Regions from separate parts of the Homo sapiens genome. Here region 1 is linked to region 2. The links are chromatin contacts, found by Hi-C or POLR2A ChIA-PET in ENCODE. All regions are on one chromosome and are shown on one strand. The core of a region is the stretch at or near the end of the contact, and the rest is flanking DNA. Distances in the headings are between cores, read along the strand shown. Region 1 overlaps ABCC12 (ATP binding cassette subfamily C member 12). Region 2 holds the start of ITFG1 (integrin alpha FG-GAP repeat containing 1).

Evidence for each region. A loop is a pair of places that touch in the nucleus more often than their neighbours do. ChIA-PET counts read pairs that join two places held with the same protein, here RNA polymerase II (POLR2A). Pooled maps may share reads with other maps.
Region 1: a loop to region 2 is called in a map of chondrocyte, with 7 times the contacts of the local background. The contact joins the enhancer-like site here to the promoter of ITFG1 in region 2. A Hi-C loop is called at or near these places in 1 of 168 maps with a recorded cell type or tissue (chondrocyte) and 5 of 50 pooled maps. POLR2A ChIA-PET finds 5 or more read pairs at or near these places in 3 of 52 experiments (A549, OCI-LY7 and PC-9).

The regions. Positions count from the first base shown.
Region 1 is chr16:48,121,018-48,124,529 of GRCh38, reverse strand. ABCC12 (ATP binding cassette subfamily C member 12) reads left to right here. Exons shown (of 31, transcript NM_001393797.1): 12 at 246-317; 13 at 2,690-2,814. Among named protein-coding and RNA genes, the nearest start is that of ABCC12, 33 kb to the left of the region's middle. RefSeq lists enhancers at 1,024-1,143, 350-1,549. Within about 2 kb of position 1,254, at least 4 of the 41 ENCODE cell types and tissues checked have a DNase peak (open chromatin) inside an H3K27ac peak, as active enhancers do; they include PC-9, where a contact is called at or near this core.
Region 2 is chr16:47,459,318-47,462,839 of GRCh38, reverse strand. It overlaps ITFG1 (integrin alpha FG-GAP repeat containing 1), which reads left to right and starts at 1,777. Exons shown (of 18, transcript NM_030790.5): 1 at 1,777-2,002. The coding sequence starts at 1,795. It overlaps PHKB (phosphorylase kinase regulatory subunit beta), which reads right to left and starts at 1,509. Exons shown (of 31, transcript NM_000293.3): 1 at 1,414-1,509. The coding sequence starts at 1,489. RefSeq lists a silencer at 1,399-1,868.

The sequences.
Region 1 (3,512 bases), core at 5-2,504, 660 kb before region 2:
GCCCTGTGGGTGCTTGGCTATGCCACACAAGGGAAAGCACTTAATTAAGACTTACATTCCTGCATCCTCCCAGGCTGTTTATGTGGGCCAGGGTGGTGTGGCTGCAGCTGCCATGCCCCAGAGCCTGCAGTGACCCCTTGTTCTCCGCCTGGCCTGACCAGCATAGTTTGGGAGTGGCACCTTTGGGCCAGACCCTCTAAGAAGTGGGAGAGAGTGACTGTGTCCCATCTCTGTTTCTCTGGCAGGGGAAGATCTTGGGAATATGTGGGAATGTGGGAAGTGGAAAGAGCTCCCTCCTTGCAGCTCTCCTAGGACAGGTAAGCTGTGTGATGAGTGCTGTGAAGATGGAACATTAACATGACAATGAAATGGCTCCCTTCCGGTCAGGCGTGGACCCAGCAGATGGCCTCGGCTGCACTGGACACTGTGCATGTGGTTCACAATAATTTTTGGGAGGTTAATGCACGCAGCAGCTCCAGGCCCCTGGGCCAGATGAGGCTGAGTTTTTCACAAACTCTTGAGTTTGCCAATGAGGAGGTCTATTGAATGGCATTGCCTCCTTGCCTAAAGCTCCATCTTGGTCAAAGGAGAGATGGGTCCTTAAACCCATGGTTATCCCCATGAGTTGGGCTGCCCTGATTTAGAAATGCCAGCAAGGCAGCTTGGTGTGGAAGGACTTTGGAGTCTGGAGCTCATGGTGACTATAGATGTATTTTATGCCTGAACTAAAGCAGCTCATGCCCCCACCTTCTCTGCAAACCTTGGGGTAGGAAGAGGGAGGGGACTTGGGTCATTGTCCCTTCCCTGCTCCTTCTAGTTGGGTGACCCCAGGGAAAATGGCTAAGCCATTTGTAGTTTTCACAAACCTCTATGTTGCCACGGTTTCTAAGTCACATCCCACATGAATGAGAAGCTTTGTGGAAAAAAAATGCTAAGTCCTCTTTCTCCCCACTCTGCTGTTGCTAAAGAGAAGTTTGTGCAGCTGGGATTGCCTCTTTCAGGAAGAGGTCGGGGTACTTCTGAAGAAGTGGGGACTCCAGAATAGGGTGGTGGGGGGATGTGTCTTATGAGTTTTAATATGAGTGACTTCTTTTGGCCTCAGTTGACTCATCTATAGAAAGAATGACAACTCCTTCCCTGCCTGGAGGTGGAGGTGGGGGCTGAATTGGATGAGTTCCTGAGGTCACCCACGCTCTGAGAGTGTGTGCCTCCATGATGAGTCAGCGTGAGCCATAGAGGTGACTCAGCTCAATTCCCCACATAATGATGTGAATACTCTTAATAGCATCCTACTGCATAAGAGATGGCCCAACTGCTCGGATAGCTCCAGTGATGGGAAGCTCATCATGTCACAGCCAGTTCCTTCTTTGGAGAGTTTTGATGTATATTGGAGTGAAATTTGCCTCCTTTTAATTTCTGTCCTTTGGAAATTTTGAGATAACATTAAGTCTATCTCCCATGAGACAGTGGTGGGATCAGGCCCCTGGCTGTGGTCACTGGGGAAGCAGGGGGGCACTCTGGACAGCCTGGGTTCCCCAGCTGTTTCTGCCACATGCTCACTATTTAGCCTTGGGCAGGTAACTTAACCTCTCTGAGCCTCATGAAACCACTTGGTTTCCTTGTCTGTAAAATGGGACTAAGGAGAGTTGTGGTGAGGTTTGAATGAGATCATGTAAGCAATAGTTGGCTATAGGATAATTTGCAAGGCCAGTCATGGTGAAAAACATTGAACATACATTTAATTCAGTTCACGGAATATACCCTACACATTAAAAATACTACAATTATTATTGTTATTATCATGGTCTCTTCTCCAAATTGAATTCTCTGTCCATTGCACAACTCCTGAGGTGAAGTGGCATCACATCCTTCGGCCGCCTTGGTGACTCTCCTTCTTTGCCCCTGGACCCACTGCCACTGCCCCGTGAGCATCAGCCCTGAGCACTGTGGCCTGCCCCACATGTACCCTCTGTTGATAACTTTGAACGTTGCATCCCCGCTGTCTACCATTGTCTATTGGATGCCCACGATGAGGGGTCATCTTAAATGAACATATGTACTCAGGGTCACAAACTGGAGCCCATGCATAGTTTTAATTGATTGCTGAATGCTTTAAAAGTCCAAAGATGTCATATAAAACTGGATCTTTGACTCCTCTGGACAAATTAGAAAATCCTGCTCCATCAGGCCTGCATCCTTGCATGGCACCAAAGATGCAACTGAGTCAAGGCTGCTTCCTGAAGATGGGGTGTGCCAAGGCCAACACCCACAGCCGTGCAGGTGGTGCCCTGCTCCCAGGGCCTGGCTGAGCAGGGTTGGATCCAGCCAGTGCACCTGGAGGAAGGGGAGCCTCTTGTGAAGAGTCTGTTCAGAGAACATCCTGTTGTAGTTGGGCCCAGGTGCCATGTGCACTGGGAGCAGCCCTGCAGTCCAAGCTCTCCCATTTGTAGCAGAGCTTACCACTGCCTCTTTTCAAGCATTCCCTGCCTGGCCCTGTGCAGGTGTTTGACTCTGAGATTCTGCATCTGCATGGTTGGGCTTTCTGGTGCATGGACAAGATGTCCTGTCAACGCTTTTGTGCCTTCATAACCAATGCTTGTGGAATATGTGGGTGCCAGGGTGCAATGGGCATTTGAGGAAAAGTTCTCAAGGCTTGGCTCCTGAAGCTTCTCCCGTCTTGTTGTTCCAGATGCAGCTGCAGAAAGGGGTGGTGGCAGTCAATGGAACTTTGGCCTACGTTTCACAGCAGGCATGGATCTTTCATGGAAATGTGAGAGAAAACATACTCTTTGGAGAAAAGTATGATCACCAAAGGTAATATTAACTTTTAAAGCAGGAGGCACATTTGTGTTTGGTACACACTCTCCTACAGATGCTGATGCTGTTGGTAATGACTGCTAAGTGGGTTCTGAGTTTAATGAATTCTGATTAAACATTCATCAGATCCACACAGACACTGGTTTTCCTCTTCCTGAGCCAAGCGTTCAGGAGAGGCGACTTCTGCAGACCTGCGACTGCACACTGGGAAGAGGATAGAATCGGCACTTCATTCCCAGGGCAGAGGAGCATATGTTCCGAGGTTCTCTGCAACAGGGCATATGTGGTCTGACTAGAGAAAAGTGAATCCAGCAATTTTGCTTTAGGCTGAGTACCCAAAACTGCTCAGAATCATGAGCAAGTATGTAATGAATCAGCCCTGACATTATTAATTGACATCAGAGCTATCAGGATATATTATCACTGTTAGTGTCCTCAGAATGGTCTAACTAAATAAAAACAAAGCTCAACTTATAATTACTTGATTTACTTTGAGCCATCATCTTTTTTATATCATTTTATTTTTTAAATGGACATAATTACATTTATCTATGGGGTACACTTTTGTGTTTTGATATATGACGCTGGGGGAGAGGGGAGTGTGGGGAAAGGATAGATGTTGACCAAAGGGTACAAAGTTTCAATTAGACAGGAGAAATAGGCGTTAGTGATCTATTGCACAGAATGGTGACAAT
Region 2 (3,522 bases), core at 528-3,027:
AAGCTGAACTTTTTGTAAGGTATAAAAAAACAGAGTGTTCGGTGTATGATTTCTGAAATTAGATTTTCAGAAATTAGATTTACTTTCTCCAAAAAAAAAAAAAAAAAAGTCAGTGTGCACAACAGACAACTAAGAACTTCATAAATAGGAAAAGCCCAAAACGTAAGGAGAACATATTAGGTGAGAAAATAATTTTTTTTTTTTTTGAGACGGAGTCTCACTCTGTCGCCCACGCTGGAGTGCAGTGGTGCGACCTCCACTCACTGCAGCCTCCGCCTCCCAGGTTCAAGCAATTCTTCTGCCTCAGACTCCCGAGTAGCTGGGGTTACAGGCGCCCGCCACCACGCCCAGGTAATTTTTGTATTTTTAGTAGAGATGGGGTTTTACCAGGTTGGCCAGGCTGGTCTCGAACTCCTGACCTCAGGTGATCCGCCCGCCTCGGCCTCCCAAAGTGCTGGGATTACAGGCGTGAGCCACCGCGCCCGTCCGAAAATAATTTCTTAATATCAATGCAAGTGCAAAGTTAATTTTCCTAGCTAACACCTTTCACACCCACCCCCAATAATGACACTTCATCAATTCTTTAAAAGGGAAGCTCCTTAGCTGAAAACCTGCATTCCGCCTTTCACCTTTCCTGTTTAAGTGCATGCCTTTTGTTCAAGATTATATCCAGCCAACCAGGAATACAGGAAGTTTTAATAACGCCACAAGTCATGACGTTGCAATTTGAACAAGTCAGTTCGGGACACTTGGAACTGTTAAAACTGCCTGCAAGGCACCTTCTGACCTCTATGCTTTCGGGTTTGGAAACCACACAACCTGGGGCCACTTAAGAAGCCCTTTTCTTTCTGGGCCCTAACTATACTCTTCAATATCTGAGGCCCAGTCTCCTTCAGTTTCTGCTAGATAGATGACAGGTCTACTGCTTAGAACCTGTGGGGAATGTAAAAGGGATATAAGACATAAAGCAAGGAGCCCAGACGCCGGCTTTCTGCAGCCAGATCGTAGTTACATCTGACTTGGTCTGATTAAGCTATCTGACTTTTGCAGAGAACATTCACAGGAAAGACACATTCACAGGGAAGACACATTCCCTTTCCCAGGAATGTGCCGCCGCCCGATTTTTAAGTTAGAAGACTCTAAGGGAAGTCCGGACCGCTGCCTACTTTCCGAGTGGGGCTCACAAGCGGAATAGAGTCGGGGGCACACGCAGAGTGGAGCTGGCTCTGCCACCTAATTTTTAGAGGTGGAGGAAGATATTAGAAACAAGGCCAGGGCCGCCACCTGCTTTCTAAGGAGGAACTCGGGGCACAGGTTCATTCCCAGGGCCCCCACCTGCCTCCCGCCAAGGCGCTTGAGGCGAAGCACCACCCAAGGTACTCGGGTGGGGGGCGGCGCCCCAGCCAGCCAAACCTGAGCGCTTGGTCCGAGCTCTTCGCTCCAAGACCTTCCAGCTCACTTCTGCCGTGAGTCCCGCCGCCCCCGCCATCGCGCTCCGGTCGCCGCCTTGGCCACCGCCCCCGGGGCCGCCTGTCAGCAATGCCGGGCCACGCCCCCCGCACGACACTGTCGGGAGGCGCGCCTGCCGGAAGTGAGCGTGAGGGCGGCTTTCACCCTAGCTCCACTGCTTTTTTAGCGTCGGAAGGGCAGCCCTAGTGGGAGAGAGAAAAAGGAGCCGGCAGCGGCTCTTACGCGTCCCGGGGCTGCGCGCCACTCTCTCGGCCGGTAACGCGGTGCTTTGCGGCTGTCGTCAAGCGCGGCGTTGGGCCGGCGGGCGGGGGCTGAGGGGCTGCCATGGCGGCGGCGGGCCGGCTCCCGAGCTCCTGGGCCCTCTTCTCGCCGCTCCTCGCAGGGCTTGCACTACTGGGAGTCGGGCCGGTCCCAGCGCGGGCGCTGCACAACGTCACGGCCGAGCTCTTTGGGGCCGAGGCCTGGGGCACCCTTGCGGCTTTCGGGGACCTCAACTCCGACAAGCAGACGGATCTCTTCGTGCTGCGGGAAAGTCAGTGCTTGCCGGGCCCTCCCTCTGTTCGCTGTCCGTGTGCCTCTCCCGGTGTTCCCCAAACCCATTGCCCAATGGCCGGTCCTTCTGCATTTCCTGGTCCTTCTCTCCCAGCCCTGTGGCCTTCCCTTTAGCATTCTTAACAGCTTGTCCTTTTGCACCACCCTTTCCAACCCCAGGTTCTGACCCAGCTACCCTACAGTTTGACCTACCCTCAAAAGCCCTGACAGCACCTCAGTTTTGTTCCTAAGAAGTCTGCGGCCCTCACCCAGTCACCTTACCCCCTCCTCCCCATGGAATCACCTGTTTTCCAAAGTGCTTCCTGATTCCTAGGAATCTTTGTAGCTTGCCTCAACGTTCGCTCCCAAGGCCCACTCATTCCTTTCTATTTTGCTTCAGTCTTCCTTCCCCGTTGATGAACATGAAAAGGTGCAACCTGACAATCTCTTCTCATAGGGGGCTTCTTCTTGCCTCCCCACCTACCTAATTCGCCCACCCCTTTCTTTGTCAAGGCCACAACTTTCTATGAAGCGAATGTACCCTTCCAAGGGCCTAAACACTAAACAGCTCACACAAGCATTTTGCAGGGACCACTGATAAACCCAATGCCTCCTTGGGAAAGCAGTCTCAAACTACAGAAATTTCTCTCTTGAGCTGCCTGTTCTTTCGTGTACTCCTTCCTCATCTTGGTCATCACCTTAGTGTTCCAAATGTCTACTTTCTTTGCTAACTTGTTCTTGGAAATTCTTTGCTTTGACAATCGTTAAACTAACTTTTTTGTAAATCTTGATGCTGACAGTGGGCATTAGGGGGTCTTAGGGTTCTTGAGTACCTACAGAAGCAGGTGCTGCTTAAAGATCAATGCTGTGAAGGAAGGAAGGAAGAGCTACTCAGAGCTTGCCTGACAGGATCCTGAACCAGACTTCTTGGAGCCCTTGCGGGGATGCAGGAACCTCTTACAAACCCTGAATATTTTCCCAATCTTTTTGACTCCTCATTTTGCAGTGTACTGCCAAACCTGTTGCTGCTGTGTCCAAACTGGATACAGAGAGTAGCCTTGACTTTAAAGATGGCCTGTGTTTGATTAAACAATTCCAAAAGTCTGTCTCAATGAGTGCTAATTGAGCTCCAAGAATGTGTCACCCTCTGGAGGATGGCCCCATAGGAGGAGGGTCTTGGAGGATTCAGCATTTTGTGCTCACATGCTTAATTATGTCTTTGTCAGATATCTACAATGGGAGTCCCTGCATCCTTGGTGTGATGCATCTGTGTAATGAACCAAACAGCCTTACAAGGGACAGCATTGCTAGATTCGGGGAAGACAAGTCTTGACATGTAGTATAGTTATAAGGCATCTTTATATGGTTCTTTTAAGTCAACCAATCTGACTCCTCGCAGAATCCACTGGCTTCAGTTTCTCTTGATCAGCTGCTTTTTCCCATGTTCATCCTTTCTATTTCTCTGCTACTTTGAACATTGAACTTGTGATATAATGTTAGGCATCTCCATTGGACTAGTGG